3 separate regions of the Mus musculus genome follow, and regions 1 and 2 are each linked to region 3. The links are chromatin loops, found by intact Hi-C in ENCODE. Cell type or tissue: heart. All regions are shown on one strand.

The links. Peaks named below come from ENCODE experiments on the same cell type or tissue, not always from the same donor. Only the 100,000 strongest peaks of a DNase experiment are listed, where the experiment ranks them.
Region 1: a loop joins it to region 3, with 4 times the contacts of the local background. A loop is called at or near these places in 2 of 42 quality-filtered maps.
Region 2: it touches region 3 in a loop (2.4-fold over the local background); 2 of 42 quality-filtered maps call a loop at or near these places.

Annotation. Positions count from the first base shown.
Region 1 is chr1:39,865,677-39,870,676 of GRCm38, reverse strand. No RefSeq gene overlaps it. Among named protein-coding and RNA genes, the nearest start is that of Gm35600, 16 kb to the right of the region's middle. In heart, no CTCF peak of the experiment used is centred here; DNase peaks (open chromatin) are centred at 676, 1,426 and 2,546; H3K27ac peaks cover 3,003 bases.
Region 2 is chr1:40,013,090-40,018,089 of GRCm38, reverse strand. It overlaps Map4k4 (mitogen-activated protein kinase kinase kinase kinase 4), which reads right to left. Exons shown (of 32, transcript NM_001252200.1): 24 at 3,867-3,984; 25 at 3,393-3,563; 26 at 837-980. Among named protein-coding and RNA genes, the nearest start is that of Il1r2, 69 kb to the left of the region's middle. In heart, no CTCF peak of the experiment used is centred here; no DNase peak of the experiment used is centred here.
Region 3 is chr1:39,683,145-39,688,144 of GRCm38, reverse strand. It overlaps Rfx8 (regulatory factor X 8), which reads left to right. Exons shown (of 15, transcript NM_001145660.1): 8 at 2,537-2,650; 9 at 4,395-4,545. Among named protein-coding and RNA genes, the nearest start is that of D930019O06Rik, 34 kb to the right of the region's middle. In heart, a CTCF peak has its summit at 2,114 (motif pointing left); a DNase peak (open chromatin) is centred at 2,104; H3K27ac peaks cover 1,220 bases.

The DNA of each region.
Region 1 (5,000 bases), 180 kb before region 3:
CAAACTAAAGAAGAAAAACAACATGTATAGTCTTCTCTCACAATTTCCACCAAATCCCAACCTCTCTTTCCAAGTGAATTAGAAAAAGAATTTTCCTTTGCTAATTTCCTTACTTATTGGTGAAATAATATGAGTGTCCCATAGAAGCCAGGGTGATACAGGCTCAACAACCACAAAGGGATCGAGACCCACAGGTTGAGAAACACTGCTCAAAGGTCTTTTCTCCTTAAGGACAAATACCAAAGAGGCGAATTTTAATGAAATGAAGAAAATTTTACAGCTTTTAGGAAATACGAGAGTACACATCAAAAATAAGAGCGCTCATGTTTTAAAACTGTCAATGAGCTCAGCGGTCTGTAAACTCCAAAGGGAATTTTAATCGGATATTTAGCGGAAGTTGGCAAACCGACTCCAAATGCATCGGGGAAGATAGAAGTATGAAGAACCGACAGAAATACTGAAAAAGCGAGGATAAAGAGAGGAGAATTGCTCTGCCAGATTGTGAAACAAACCGCCAGACTACCACAGAGCGGGGTGATTGCCGCGCGGGAGAGATTCTCAGAGAAGCTCCATCTACACCCTGGGATTTATTTCGTCACCCAAGTGGCGTTTCAAATTAGTGTGAGAAGTGGTAGGACATTTGCTGTCCACTGGGAAAACACAGATCACTGCCTTGCATCACAGGAAAGGCAATTGATTTCAGGTCTAATTAGAGAAAGTTCCAAATAGAGACTGCTGAACTCGGGATAAGCAGGGTTGCTGGCTGGGAACCAGATTTCCCGTTCAATGCCCCAGGCCGGCTGTGAGTGGGAGCGCTAACCCCTAGGGACCTCCCTGCCTTGGTGTGAGAACCTGCAGGAAGACTGAAGTGTTCTGAGGTGTGTTTTTTAGTCCGTATGCTCCTTCCAAGTCCTGTTTCATCAGCTTGGAGATGCCCAAGGCCCCCAAAACCAGATCCTCCTGCGATTTAATGCTATTTCTGAGCTGGTACTGGTGCCAGAGAGCAGATGGGGAGGTCAGAGGACAACTTCAGGGAGCTGGTTTTGTCTTTCCACAGTGTGGGGCTTGAGCTCAGGCTCAGTTCACCATGTTTAGCAGCCGTGGACTTTAGGGAGTGATGTGTATTCCATTCGAACCTGTGCTGCCCAAAAGACCTTTTCACGACATCGGAATTATTCCCTGTCTTCACTGTCCAGTTCAGTAACCACAGGTGTGGGAGTGTTAACACTTAAACTGGGCCTGGCACGACAGGAGCCAAATGTGCCACATGTGACTGCCAACGGATGTCTGTGAGGCCATCAGCCTCAGCCCCTGGGCCAGGGCCAGGTAGGACCTCGTGGAAGTCCCACAGTGTAGAGCTGGACTAGAACCAGGGCAGTCTTCAGAGAAGCTAGTCTAGCTTCTTACTGATTCCAGACCCAGCTACAAACTTAGTAGCTTAAAACAGTTCCAAAGAATTATCTCACACTTCCGGAATTCAGGAGGCCAAATTGATCTTAATGTAGGAGGAGGAAATTGAAGCATTCACGAGGCTGGCTCCTTGGGGACTTAGGTTCAGAGGCAGAGGTGAGCAAGAGGGATGGTATTTTGTACAACCTGCGCACTATCTTCCTGACACTAGAGAGGTAGTGACTGTCTTTTGAGTTGTAAAGTTCTACAAACAGAGCAAAGTTTAAAGAAGATTAGCCTGGCCGGGCTGTGTGTGAGTAGGTGGAGATGGGGGAGGGGTGCTGGAGAGCAGGGAAACTAGTGAATAAACAGAAGCATGGGATGTTTTGTTTCAGAGGGAACAGGCAAAGAAAGTGTCTGGCAGAAAACACCTTGTCAAGCAGAGAATGTCCTCAAAACATCACCAATGGTGCTAAACAAAACATGACCACAGTGGCTTAAATCGTTTCAGAAAGAAACATAATTTCTGATTTTATTGGTTTATGTACTCGAGGAATTTGTGTAATTGAAGGGTCTGTCCAATGACTTTATTAATGCCTAGCTCTGTTACCCAGGAGTGCATGTTTCTCTGAAATACACTGCATACGGGAGACACTGAAACCTTTCCACTTGCATCAGGTCATTTTCTAAGCTCAGCCAATGACTCTATCTGAAGGAGTATGGTGGCCCAGGTATTTGAATGAACACAGATAAGATGTAAGGCTCAGGGGCCATCCTTCCAACAGCCTGGGTTTTTAGCACAGGAAGTTGTGTTGTTTATCATCTGCCCTTCACCTTGAAGAGAAAGAGAGAAACAAGCCCGGCTCTTACTTACCAGATGGCCCTCTCTCTGTGGCTTGGGTGCCATCTGGAATTGGTTTTGATAAATCCAAACACTAGAGCTACATTATCTTTCTAGCTAAATATATCAGGTAGTTCATTAGCCTGGCAACCTCTGCCTTGCTTTCACTAGCTAAACAAGATAGGACTGGAGACGGAGTGTGGGTTTTGTTCACCAGGAAGCCACTGAAGAGAAATCACTCTGCCTTCAGTGACCTCTAGAATGATTTCAAAGATCCAGAGGCCAGCTGAGTCCCTGAAGGGGTGTAGACACTGCCCTGGGGACCTGTGGATAGCGGCATCTGGCAGGATGCGGGCGGGGCTTGGCTGTGTTTCTGATCCTGGGTTATTACTCAAAGCACTCCAGTCTCCGGACACCTAAAGACTAAAGGCAGCCAGAAACTTTCCTCCTTCTCTTTAGAGGATTCTCATCTTTGCATTTGTGCACATACATAAAAAGGTAAAAGTAAAATCATTTTCCAAGCTTGGAACAAAACCCCAGGCCTGCCTCACCCAGCCTTTCCACGGCTCGCTTTCAAATGTGTTCCCAGCTCCGCTGCTTCTTTGGATTTTTTTCTTGTCTCCCTATTTTGGTTGTGTGTGTGTGTGTGTGTGTGTGTGTGTGTGTGTGTGTGTACATTCAGGTCCATGTGTATGTGTGTGTGTGTGTACACATTCAGGTCCGCGCGTGTGTGTGTATGTGTGTGTGTGTGTGTGTGTGTGTGTGTGTGTGTGTGTACATTCAGGTCCATGTGTATGTGTGTGTGTGTGTGTACACATTCAGGTCCGTGTGTGTGTGTGTGTGTGTGTGTGTGTGTGTGTGTGTGTGTGTGTGCACATTCAGGTCCATGTGTACACTTATGTGTGGTATGTGGTGTGAGTATGTGTGTGTCTATGTGTGTGTGTATAGGGCAGAGGTAATTGAAAGGCCCCTTCCGTTTTATCTCGCACTTTGACTTTGGAGAGAATATGGAAGAGAGCCTTGCTCACTGAGCAGGAAGCTCAGCCATTCGGACAGCCTGGCCGGCCAGTGAGCTCTAGAGATCCATCTGTCTTTTTCTGCGCCTCCTGTGGCACAGACCAAAGAGTCCAGCTCCTCCCTGGGTGCTACTAAGGCTCTGACCTGCTTAGTAGAGAGCACTTTCCCAACTCAGCCATCTCCCTGGCCCTGCATCTCCATTCTTTTTAAAACAAATGTTAAAGTTTGTATATGTGCACACAGACAGCCTGGTCTCCAGTCGAGCAAAGGTCTGGAACCCCGGGGACCTGTGAGTGGTGATTTCCATCAACATGGGACAGAAGGTGTTAGATTATGTCTCCTGGACCCCTGGTTCCTGTTGAAGTTACTACCCCCACAGCCCCCGCAAGAGAGGTGTGTGACTATCAGTCACATAGATAAAGCCCCAAGCTTCTGGCATTCTGGCTAGACTCCACCCCCACAGTTATCTGACTATAGCCAAGTATGCTCCTCCCCACAGTTACCTGGTAGCCCAGCCCACTATAAAAGGGGCTGCTTGGCCCCTCCTCGCTCTCTCTAAGCTCTTACTTTGCTTACTATCATCTCTAGTCTTCCTTCTCTCTCTCTCTCTGTCTCTCTCTTCCCCCCCTCTCTCCACGTGGCATGGCCAGTCTCTCTCCCTCTTTTTACCTTCTCTCTTTCTCCCTGCCTTTCTACAATAAGGCTCTAAAACCATAGACTGTCTCTGCTGATCAAGGCCCACTGTGCTTGAACGATGAGATAGGCTTTCCCCTAAAGACCTACATCTAACTTCTCCCCAGAAGGCCTTCCTGCACTCCAGCCACAGACCAAACCAAGGACTTTTATCTGCTTGGGAACCACCCAGCACCACCTCTCTCCCTGCCCTCTCTTCCCTTCAGCCCCGGGGCTGACTGAGCCGTCCCTGGGGCCCCCATTTTGTTCTCAGCTCTTCTGCGGTGTCCAGCGGCATCTGGGATCCCCGAGACTGAGAACCTGTTATCTCTAGCTTCCATGAGGCCTAGAGACCTAGAACTTGTCCACCCCCTTGGACTGGGTCCTGAGCTTCCCACAGCCAGACACCTACCCGGGGCCTCGTGGAAAGCCTATGGCAGTCCTCCTTCGTCCACCAGCCCAGAGCACGGGAACTCTGGCAGGACACAGGTTTTCTCCCACTCCCTTTATTCCCCCATGCCCAGCGCCCAACATAGGGGTGTTTTGCCTGAATGTATGTCTGTGTACCACATGTGTACAGTGCCCATAGAGGGCAGAAGATGCCTTGGAACTGGAGTTAGAGATGGTTGTGACCCACCATGTGGGTGCTGGGAATTGGATGCAGTAACTTTAAAGACTGAGCCTTGTCTCTAGCCTGCATGTGTCCAGACTTTTTAAAAACATACTTTTGGTACATATCTTTATGTTTCCATTTTACGTCGCCATTTGTTCAGAAGGAGAGAATCTGCTCTCACAGGTCACAGGCTCCCTCTCAGTGTGGTCCTCTCCATCACTCAACAGCAACAGTGAAGGTTTCCATGTCTATGGAAATGGTCCTTAATGCTCAGCTCTTCCCTGGGCCGTAGTTACTGCCTTTTCTTTATTCATTAAACCTTCATTGCCCTTCCTACAACAATAATATTTTGTTTGTTTTCTGGAAACAGGGTCTTACTTTGTACAGTCTGTAAGGCTGTCCCGGAGCTTAGTATGTAGCTCCAGCTCGAATTCACACCAGTCCTCTACTTCAGCCTCTCGAGTACAG
Region 2 (5,000 bases), 330 kb before region 3:
TGTCTGCTGCAAGACAATGGGCCCACGCTGCACGACAGCTCAGCAGCTCTCCACACCAATAGACTTCTGCCCAGTGCTTCTGTCTCTCAGCTGTGTTACTTTGATTTTTTTTTAACCAAATACATAAAATGAAAGCTTGTGCTTAAGCAAAAAGTTGCACATAGATACTTATCTAAGCTTTCTTTATAACTTGCTATCCAGAAGCACCAAGATGTCTTTCAATATATGAATAGACAAGCAGCGATACATCTGAACATTTGGTGGTAGAACATTTGGCAGTATAAAATAACAAGATACTGAACCACAAAAGACATGAAGCAACCTTAACTTAATGTGCACTGCCAAAGAAGTTAGCCCACATATGACATGATCCATATATTCAGTCACACAAAGTTTTATCCTCATGAATCTAATGATAGGACATTCCAGAATAGTAAAGTCATCAAATACAGTTGGTCAGCTATCATTGGGGACTCAGGAGGAAGTACAAATAATGCTTTTTAGGGGACCAAAACTAGACAGACTGAAATACACATATCACTGTAGAGTGCCAAAACCAAGCAAATGCTCTCCACAGTGATATAAACTACGTGCTTTGATTAATAGTAATGTATTATTACTAACAAGTAAGAGACAATGTGCCACCAGTGCATAACATTCAAGCACAGATGTCAATGACAGGCATCTGGGAGTGTGCCATGGCTGTGTGCATCTTTACATCATGAAAACTCACAATTCTTCGGTATCTCAGCCAGTTCAGAGAATGAGCTGAGCTCAGTATGTATGGCTTGGCACACTGCAACTAAGGCCATGATTCTGCTTTAAAGAACACTCACCAGATATTGTCACCAGGACATTTAGGCCTTCGAGCACATCCATTTGCTGGAACCGTCTTCGGCTGATCAGAGGGTATACTTTCCCTTGGCCACTTCTGTCCAAGAGCATCAGACCGCTCTCTGTACCAACCAGCAAGTTCACTCCTGTTCAAAAACACGGAAAGGCCTACATTTTAGGTTGTGATTGTGTAGAGCTTTACCATAGACCAGAAAAACATTTTCTACTTGGAAGATGACAGTGACCGTAATTCCTAAAGGAATGCCCAGAACAGTGAGGTTAAAGCAATGATCCCCCCACCCCCTGACACAGAAGCGACAGTAGTGACATTTACTTAAATACATAGGGGAGCAATGAGAAGACATCCCCACGGCACCTGCCCCCAGGGAACTGAGCTCCCAGTTGTAAGCTCACTATTTCTTGGGTTTCGGAGATTCTGGTCCATCTGCTACTATGGCCCCACAACTGGCAACCTTGTAGAATGACTTACAGAGAGCACGTGCCTCTATAATCTCCACTGGCTTATGGGCTGGTCTCAATCAGTTCCCACCACTGAGAAACAACTGCACTGTGTCCCCACCTTTCCAGGAGCCTGCTTACCCTGCCAGGACATCACCTGCTCCCATCTCTCTCTATTTCTTCCATGGACACTGCCAGCGCTAATCATACACATGCCCACTATGGCAGGGCAGCAGCTCCTATGGCCAAGCTGTACTTCTCTGTTCTTCCACACACAACAGATTTCTCCTAAAGCCAGGATTACCGCTGAAGGTAACTAACATCTTCTTCCTGGGCCTGCCTTCCTTCCCTCCTCTGCCCAATACTCCATGCTTTCTAATCACGTGACAGCTGGCAGACACAAGCCTTCACTCAGACTGTCCAGATAACCTCCACTGTCTCACAGGTGCACAAACTGATCCCCGTTTTCTTATACACCCACTGAGCCACACGGTACACCTTTAAAATGTATGCCTTCCAAGACACAGGGTCAAAAGTTCTGGTCTAGCTGCTGCCTGTCACGCACTTGTCCCAGGAAGGAAGCAACTAAAGCAAAGGCCTTTAGACTGATCAACGCACTAGATCAAAGTAAAGAAAATGGAGCCCAGGGCTTGCTGAGACATTAGAGGCACATGATGGGACACTAGGACTGCTTGTTCCCACGAGTAACTTTGTTGGGCTAAGCACTTATTACCAATTTCAACATAACATAAATTTAAGACAATCTCTATAGCTAATATAACATACATACAACATTAAAACCATTCAATGTGAATAAATGATAGCCTACTTTCTGAAATAACAGCAAATGACATCTACTGCACAACAGCAGTGTGCTAGACACACTTCTGTGCCAGCTTCCTGTTGTATGGTCCCCATAATCCCTTAAATAGCTAGTTTTATTTTTATCTATACCAGTGTTTCCCAACCTTCCAAACACTGCCACCGTTTAATACGGTTCCTCATGCCATGGTGATCTCCAACCATGACATTATTTTCATTGGTACTTCATGACTTTTATTTTGCACTGTTATGGTTTGTAATGTAAATATCTGTTTGCTGATGGTCTTAGGCAGCCTCTGTAACAGAGTCCTACGACTCCCAAAAGGTGGAGAACCACTGATCCAGATGGTCAACAAGGTCCTTACACTGCAGGACCATATGAGCTTCAAGACAGTCATGACACAGGCAGAATTTGTGATCCTGAGAAAGCAGATGGGTCTGCTCTGAATTTGGCAGCTTCTCAAAAGACTTTGGTAGAGGACAGAGCAGGAACCTAAGCAGGCAAGAGAGAAGGTCAGGCCACGTGGGTGAGAACAGGAGCCGGGAACAACAGTGTAAGGTTCTAAAGATTAAAGGCAAGCCCTCGTGTCCACCTCCGCTGTTTCTCCCTAACAAACAGAAAGAAGAAAGGCTGAGATGTGGAGGGGAGGAGAGCTGATTTACTGCTGCAGGGGACGTGGTGGCTGCAATGCTCAGGAACAGGACTGTGGGGAGTCATGCCATCTGTATGTGAGGTCACCTCATGCCATTAGCATGTACAATGACTTCATGCCATCTGCATGTGCAGTGTCAGGAGTAAGAAACTTCTGGGTAGAAGGAGAGTACTTTAACAGCAGAACAAAACTGTGGGAGTAAATGTCAGGGCAAGGGCAGGAGGGCGGGAGCTGGCAGGAAGGCTAGCTTGAATTTGAGAAGGCAGAACTGAGCATGCAGCTATCCTGAGCACAGACAAGCCAGGCTGATAGCCCCCTGAAGACTGCTTCCAAGAGCTTCATCTGGAAATTGGTCAAAGTCAACAACTCGGTGAACACAGACATCCAGACTTATTCTTCCTCTCTCCTCATACTGACTACCTCACAGGAGGAGTAGGGACAGCTCCCTCTTCCCAAGGTCTTACTGCTGACACCACTGCAGTCATACGCATGCGTTCTGCTGCATAGCACACCCTCAGCTAAGCTGAAGGCACAGGGCAGGAATCAAACAGTGTGTGCTTCTCTGCATGACAACTCTGTGCTTCAGAATAAAACTACGTCACCCGACAGCAGTGAGGTACCTACCCCATAAGGCAGCACACAGGATCTCTGAGTTAAATCTCTTCTTGTATTTACGAATCTCGGGGGTATCACTCTGTGGCCTAGTGTTCGTGGGGTTCACATTGACCACTGAGCCTTTCCGAGTAGGATCTTGCCTTATGGCTTCTGGTCTCAGCCCATCACAGGAAAATCCCACTGAAACACAGTGCAGTGAAGACTCAGCTTCTGTACACAGACACCACGCCTCACACCCTCAGATGCCCCAGATAAATATCTAGACACTGCAACTGATGCTTTCTCAAAGAAAAGGTGTTCTAGAAAACATAGACATGGAAAGGGAACTGACCACGACCTCACTGTGACCCTGGCAAAGGGAGCGATGGCCTTGCTGGCGGAGGACTGCGCCTTAAGTAACCATGCCACGCTCGGGCCCGTGGGAAGGGGCCTGGGGACCAGGTCCTGTCTGACAGCTGCTCTCCTTGACGCTGCTGTACTTACCCACGGAAGTCACTGTCGTCCCACTAGATGGAGAGATCTGTAGTAACCTGGGGTCTATAAAAGGTGTAAAGGAGGAGGAAGATTTGTGTTTCTGGAGTGTGCTACTAGCGGACTGAGTCTGAAATGTAAATTTCAATTTCATTAATAGAAGAGACATTTAAAACGTGAACAGTAAAGACCACCTCAATTCACTTACACACAGTACCATCTCCCAACCCAAGCCTTCTCCTCCTGCATCAACTCCCCCAAAGCCCAGCAAGGCATTGCAAATGCTGCATCTCTTCCCCAAGACACATACACACCAAGGGCAGTGATGCTGCAAACTACCAGCAAAAGCACCACTTTACGATCAGAGTTCCTACACAGCATCTGAAGTGTCGTAATAGCAATTCACTACCTTCCCAATTTACTTCCCATACTACAAAGTACAATTGATAAAGGTATCATCTCCTATCTACTGTGACAGACTACTGGTGTGATCTCCTATCTACTATGACAGACAACTGGTGTGATCGCCTATCTACTGTGTGTAACAGACTAACTGGTGTGATCGCCTATCTATTGTGACAGACAACTGGTGTGATCTCCTATCTACTGTGACAGACAACTGGTGTGATCACCTATCTACTGTGTGTAACAGACTAACTGGTGTGATCGCCTATCTACTGTGACAGACTACTGGTGTGATCGCCTATCTACTGTGTGTAACAGACTAACTGGTGTGATCTCCTATCTACTGTGTGTAACAGACTAACTGGTGTGATTTCCTATCTACTGTGTGTAACAGACTAACTGGTGTGATCTCCTATCTACTGTGACAGACTGCTGGTGTGATCTCCTATCTACTGTGACAGACTATTGGTGTGATCTACTTTGTACTATGACAGAATCACCATTAAGTCCATACCACACAACAGGGCTCATTAGTAAACATACAAATGACAGGAGACATGACTTTCTGGCCTTTTAGGAGCACTGGTGTTAATAACGTAACTTAAAACCAAAAAAATAAAACAAACGAACAAACAAACAAAAAGCTCACAGAGAAAGTGAAACAGTTAAGTGGAGATGTAATGATGGTTAAAATCAAACAGAAACACCTGCCAGTTAGTGAGTTAAAACTATGGTAAGATG
Region 3 (5,000 bases):
TGACCACGTACCTATAGTGACCACCTACCTATAGTGACCACCTACCTATAGGGTGACGCTCTGAGGTCTCCCCATTACACAAGGAGGGGTGTAAACTGAATGTGGGAAACACATTTTTAAATTAGAGTTTATCTAGCCTATTGTGAGCCTGACTCGCGTGCGGTCAGAGGACAGTGTTCAGGACTCAGCTCTGTCCTGCCAGCCTGTGGGAATCAGGGATGGAACTCAAGAACCCATGCTTGGCAGGACACACTGAGCCATCCGACTGCCTGGACTTTACTCCTCTATGTATGAGATAAGAATCCAGAGAAGCAAGAGCACATTCAAATGGGAGCTTTCCTGATGCTTCCGGTATCTAAGCATTTCAGCTTTGAGCGGCAAGGCTCTCAGCGTGAGCACACGCGCCGTGGAGCCGGAGTGAAGCATGGCAGAGTGGGAGACACCAGTGTGCCCCTCTCTGTCTCTGCAGCATCGTGATGCCAAGCCTCTCACAGCTTCCTTCCACTCAGCAGATACTTGCTTAAATCATGTCCCGTGACAGCTCTGTTTCTGGGACTAGGAAGTCATTTTCCACAAGGCTTGAGGAATGTGTAATTTGGTAATGAGGGGAACAACGTTACACAGTAAGGCTGACGAGTCCTGCCCCTGTCCGTTAGTCACCCCTTCTCGACTGATGTGTGTCAGCAACTGTTAACTCCCACAGAATACCCGAGATAAGAAACTTAAAACGCAGGGATACTGGCTTTAATTTATGGTCTGGGGAATTTTGGCCCATGTCTTCTTGGCACTGCCCTCCAGTTTGCATCTGTGAAGAGGCAGGGAGCAAGCATCAGAACAGCCTGTTCCTCCTGGGCGAGACACTGAGAAAGAGGAAGAGCCGGAGGTCTCACCATCCTCTGAAAGCTCACAGCCCCAGTGGCCGGGATGCTGCCTACTAGGCCTAACTCCCAAATGTGCCACCACCTCCGATTAGCACACCAGCCAAGGACCACACCTTTAAGCAGTGGGCCATGGGGAAACACTCTAGATTCAAACTATAACAATTATTATAAACAAAATGCCTAGGGAGGGCTTCTTTATAAAGAGAAAAGTTTATTTTGGGTCACAGTTTTAAAGGTTGAAGGTCTAAGGATGATAGCTTTCTTGTTGGCAGCCTAGAGCAACACAGGAGCTCGTGTGCGTGTGCATGTGCGTCTGTCCATCTGTCTGTCTCGCCTTCTTATGGAGTCATGAGCATCCAGTCATCAGGCCTCTACCTCGATGGCCTTCTGTAATGCAAGGCAGTTCAGTCCAGGCAGTCACAGGATCAGGTAGAGGGAACACACTGGAGAAACACTTGTGTTTCTTACTCACTAATGAGCAGGAGCAGGGAGCTTGGAACATGGGTAGCCAACCAGGCTATGAGTGGACAGCTTTCCTGAATCTACTTGGACAAGTCTGTCAGTGTTCCTGACACAGATCCCAAGTCATGGTCCTCCTGGTGGCTCTCACTACCTGGCCAGGAATCACTTCTGGCCTGGGGTTCCTGGATACCTTAGAATGTCCCTGCCCATGGAAATCCCACAGGACAGGAGCCTTATGCTAGAGAAATGGCTCAGTGGTTAAGAGCACTAGCTGCTTTTGTGGAAGACCTGAGTCCACTTCCCAGCACCAGCACGGTGGCTCACAGCTGTAACTCCTGCTCTGGGGGCTCTGAGGCCTTCTTCTGACTCTGTAGGCATGCACACACGCGAGCACATACAGAATTAATAATAAACCTTTAAAGGAGGTGGGTGGTCTTTATCAGCTGGCAGCTGCCAATCTAATTCAAAAATTGGAATCTGGAAACAGGCAAATAAAACAGAAAAAGAAGGAACCTGACTTTTGGCCCCTTGATGTGTCCCCTACTTGATCTCTGAGAGGGGCTCATGTGGCTTCACAATTGGTGCTGAGGAGTTAGGCACGAGGAGCAATACTCTTACTTTTTTCTTTTTTTTTTTTTTTAAGCTGGAAAAAGAGCAAAGTGATCAGTCAGCCAGCCAGTCAGTCAGTAAGCTTTTCTTCTCAACCCTTGATAAAGCCCCTGTAGCCTTCATCTTATGGTAATCAACCAGGGCCCTCTGGTGGCCAGAAACAGCTTTCCCTGTAGGAAACACCCTCAAGGAAGTAGGTTTCCTAGTGGAGGGCCAAGGCAGAGTGATCTGCTATGGTTGCTAAAAAGAGGTGTTTCCTCTGGAGAGATGGTCCAGAGGTTAAGAGTGGTGACTACTCTTCCAGAAGACTCAGGTTCAATTCCAAGCACCCACATGGTGGCTCACCACTGTCTATAACTCCAGTTCCAGGAGATCTGACATCTCATACAAACATAAGTGCAGGCAAAACACCAGCGCCCACCAAGTAAGAAGAGTAGTTTCCAAACACAGCCTGTGAAGCTGATATCATAACTTTGCATGCGCTGGTGTGAGGCCTTGCCATGGCCTGTGGGGTCACTGACTATGAAGGGCTGAGGCCCACAAGGCACAGCCTGGGTTGCTGATGATATGTTCTGTCACATTAGGTGGAGGATTTAATCACATCCTTCTGGAAATCTCGGCAGCAAGACACAGTCATGCTCATGTCTCTGCCCGACGTGCGCCAGCTCTTAGGATGCTATGACATGCAGCTGTATAAGGTGGGTGGACCCTTGACTCCCCTGGGCATCCCTTCCAGAAACAAATGCCAGTACTCAGGTGAGAACAACACCCCCAATATACACCAACACAGAATAGCACCCCCAATACACACTAGCCCAGAACAGCACCTCCAATATATACCAGCCCAGAACAGCATACCCCAATACACACCAGCCCAGAACAGCACCTCCAATACACAACAGCACAATACACAACAGCACAATACACAACAGCACAATACACAACAGCACAATACACAACACCGCAATACACAACAGCACAGAACATACCCCATAAACATACCAGTCCAGATCAGCATATCCCAATACATATGCCAGCCCAGAGCAGCACCCCCTAGTACATACTAACCCAGAACAGCACACCCCAATATACATACCATACCAGAACAGCACCTCCAAAACCCACCAGCCCAGAACAGCACTTCCAATACCCACCAGCCCAGAACAGCACCTCCAAAACCCACCAGCCCAGAACAGCACCCCCAATACACACCAGCCCAGAACAGCACCTCCAATACACACCAGCCCAGAACAGCACACCACAATACACACAAACCTGTGTACAATGGACAGGGCCTTTTACCTTTTGCTCTTTTAAATTTCCTCAAACACAGAATATAATGATCCATGATTCAGATTTTAGCCCATTTTATTTTCTGAACATTTCAACCAAAGATGTGTGTGCGCTCTCTCTCTCTCTCTCTCTCTCTCTCTCTCTCTCTCTCTCTCTCTCTCTCTCTCTCTCTCTGTGTGTCTCTCTCTCTCTCTGCATATATATAATTTCTTGGAAACAGGACCCCTTGATGTAATCAAAGCTGGCTTTGAACTTACAATCCTCCTGCCTCAGTCTCTGGAGTACTGGGATTATAGGTGTTCCCAGGCCAGTCTTTTAAAAAGGCATTTTCAGGGGGCTGGAGAGAAGACTCAGAGGCTAGGAGCACTGGCTGCTCTTCCAAAGGACTCAGGATCGATTCCCAGCACCCACACGGCGGTTCACAACCTTCTGTAGTTCTAGTTCCAGGGAATCTATGCCCGCTTCTGAGTCTCCTCAGGCACTGCACACATGCATTCAGGCTAACACTAATACACATAAAACAAATAACATCCAGAAAAGATGTTTCAGAATGCAGAGCCATGGCTGATCACTCTGAAGCAGCGCCACTGCCAGGCTGGCTCTGCTCAGGAACGCCGGTCTCTGGAGCACTTAGGAGGTCAGGTGGACATCGGTTCTGAGGTCTTTGTTCATCAAGAGTCCCACTGGTTCGGACTTAGGGAGCTCATGCTTCTAGTTTGTCACCACAGACGTAGAATAAAAGGGCTGACTGACGCGGCTCCTAATGTTGGTCCTGACCCTCTGCGTTCGCCAGAGTGGGCGTGGTGCTGTTGCTTGCTCTGTTTTGGCTCTGGGTTTTGTTTGCTTACTTTAATGGAATCAGGGCCTACACTGAGGGTATGCCCCAGTGGCATATGCACAAGGCCTTGGGTTCCATCCACAGAATGTGGGGTGGGAGTGGGGGAGATTCCATTATCGGTATCTGAAATACTGAGCTGCCAGTTCCGGCACACACCAAGGTGGCAGGGTGTCCTGTGCTGGAAGCAGTGGCTGACTTAGGTCATTAGTGACCTCCCTCAGACCTGCCATGACCTAGCCTGTCTCTGGGTCACTTGTCGAAAGGCCCTGCCCTCGCAGGCCAAGTCACTCTGCTCGCTCCTTTCTCTGTAGGGCCTGGAAGACATGCTGCTCCCCGACTTCCTGGAGGACGTTAGTATCCAGTACCTGAAATCTGTCCGGCTGTTTAGTAAGAGATTTAAACTGTGGCTTCTCGGTGCTCTGGAAGGGTTTCCTGCCATCTTACAGATCTCTAAGCTCAAAGGTAGAGTTCCACACAAAGCATGAATTCTGTACAGCGAGGAGGAATGTACAGCATCATGCCCCGAGCAGCTCACAAACAGCTGAGATGCATTCCTCGCTTGCTTCTGTGCCAATGGATAACATACAGGCCACAAGTCCAGCATAGGGCAGTGGCAGATCTCATCTAGTCAGGGCTTGTTCTCTGGTTCAGAGACAGTCTGTCAGCTTTGCCCTCACATTAAGGGAGAGGCGAGGACTCTTTCTGAGGTCTCCTCTTTTAGGAGCACCAATCTCTTCAGGAAAGTTTTGAGTTTTCGAAGAGTTTGCTTTATCGGGCACCTCCTCTCAGTACTGTCACTGTGGGGTGGTGCTTCACCTCATGAATAAGAGGAACACCAAGCGTCCCGTAGCAGCCATCCCGTAGCAGATAATAGGATTCTACAAGTCTCTGCCACACAGGCTTAGATTGGGCATGCT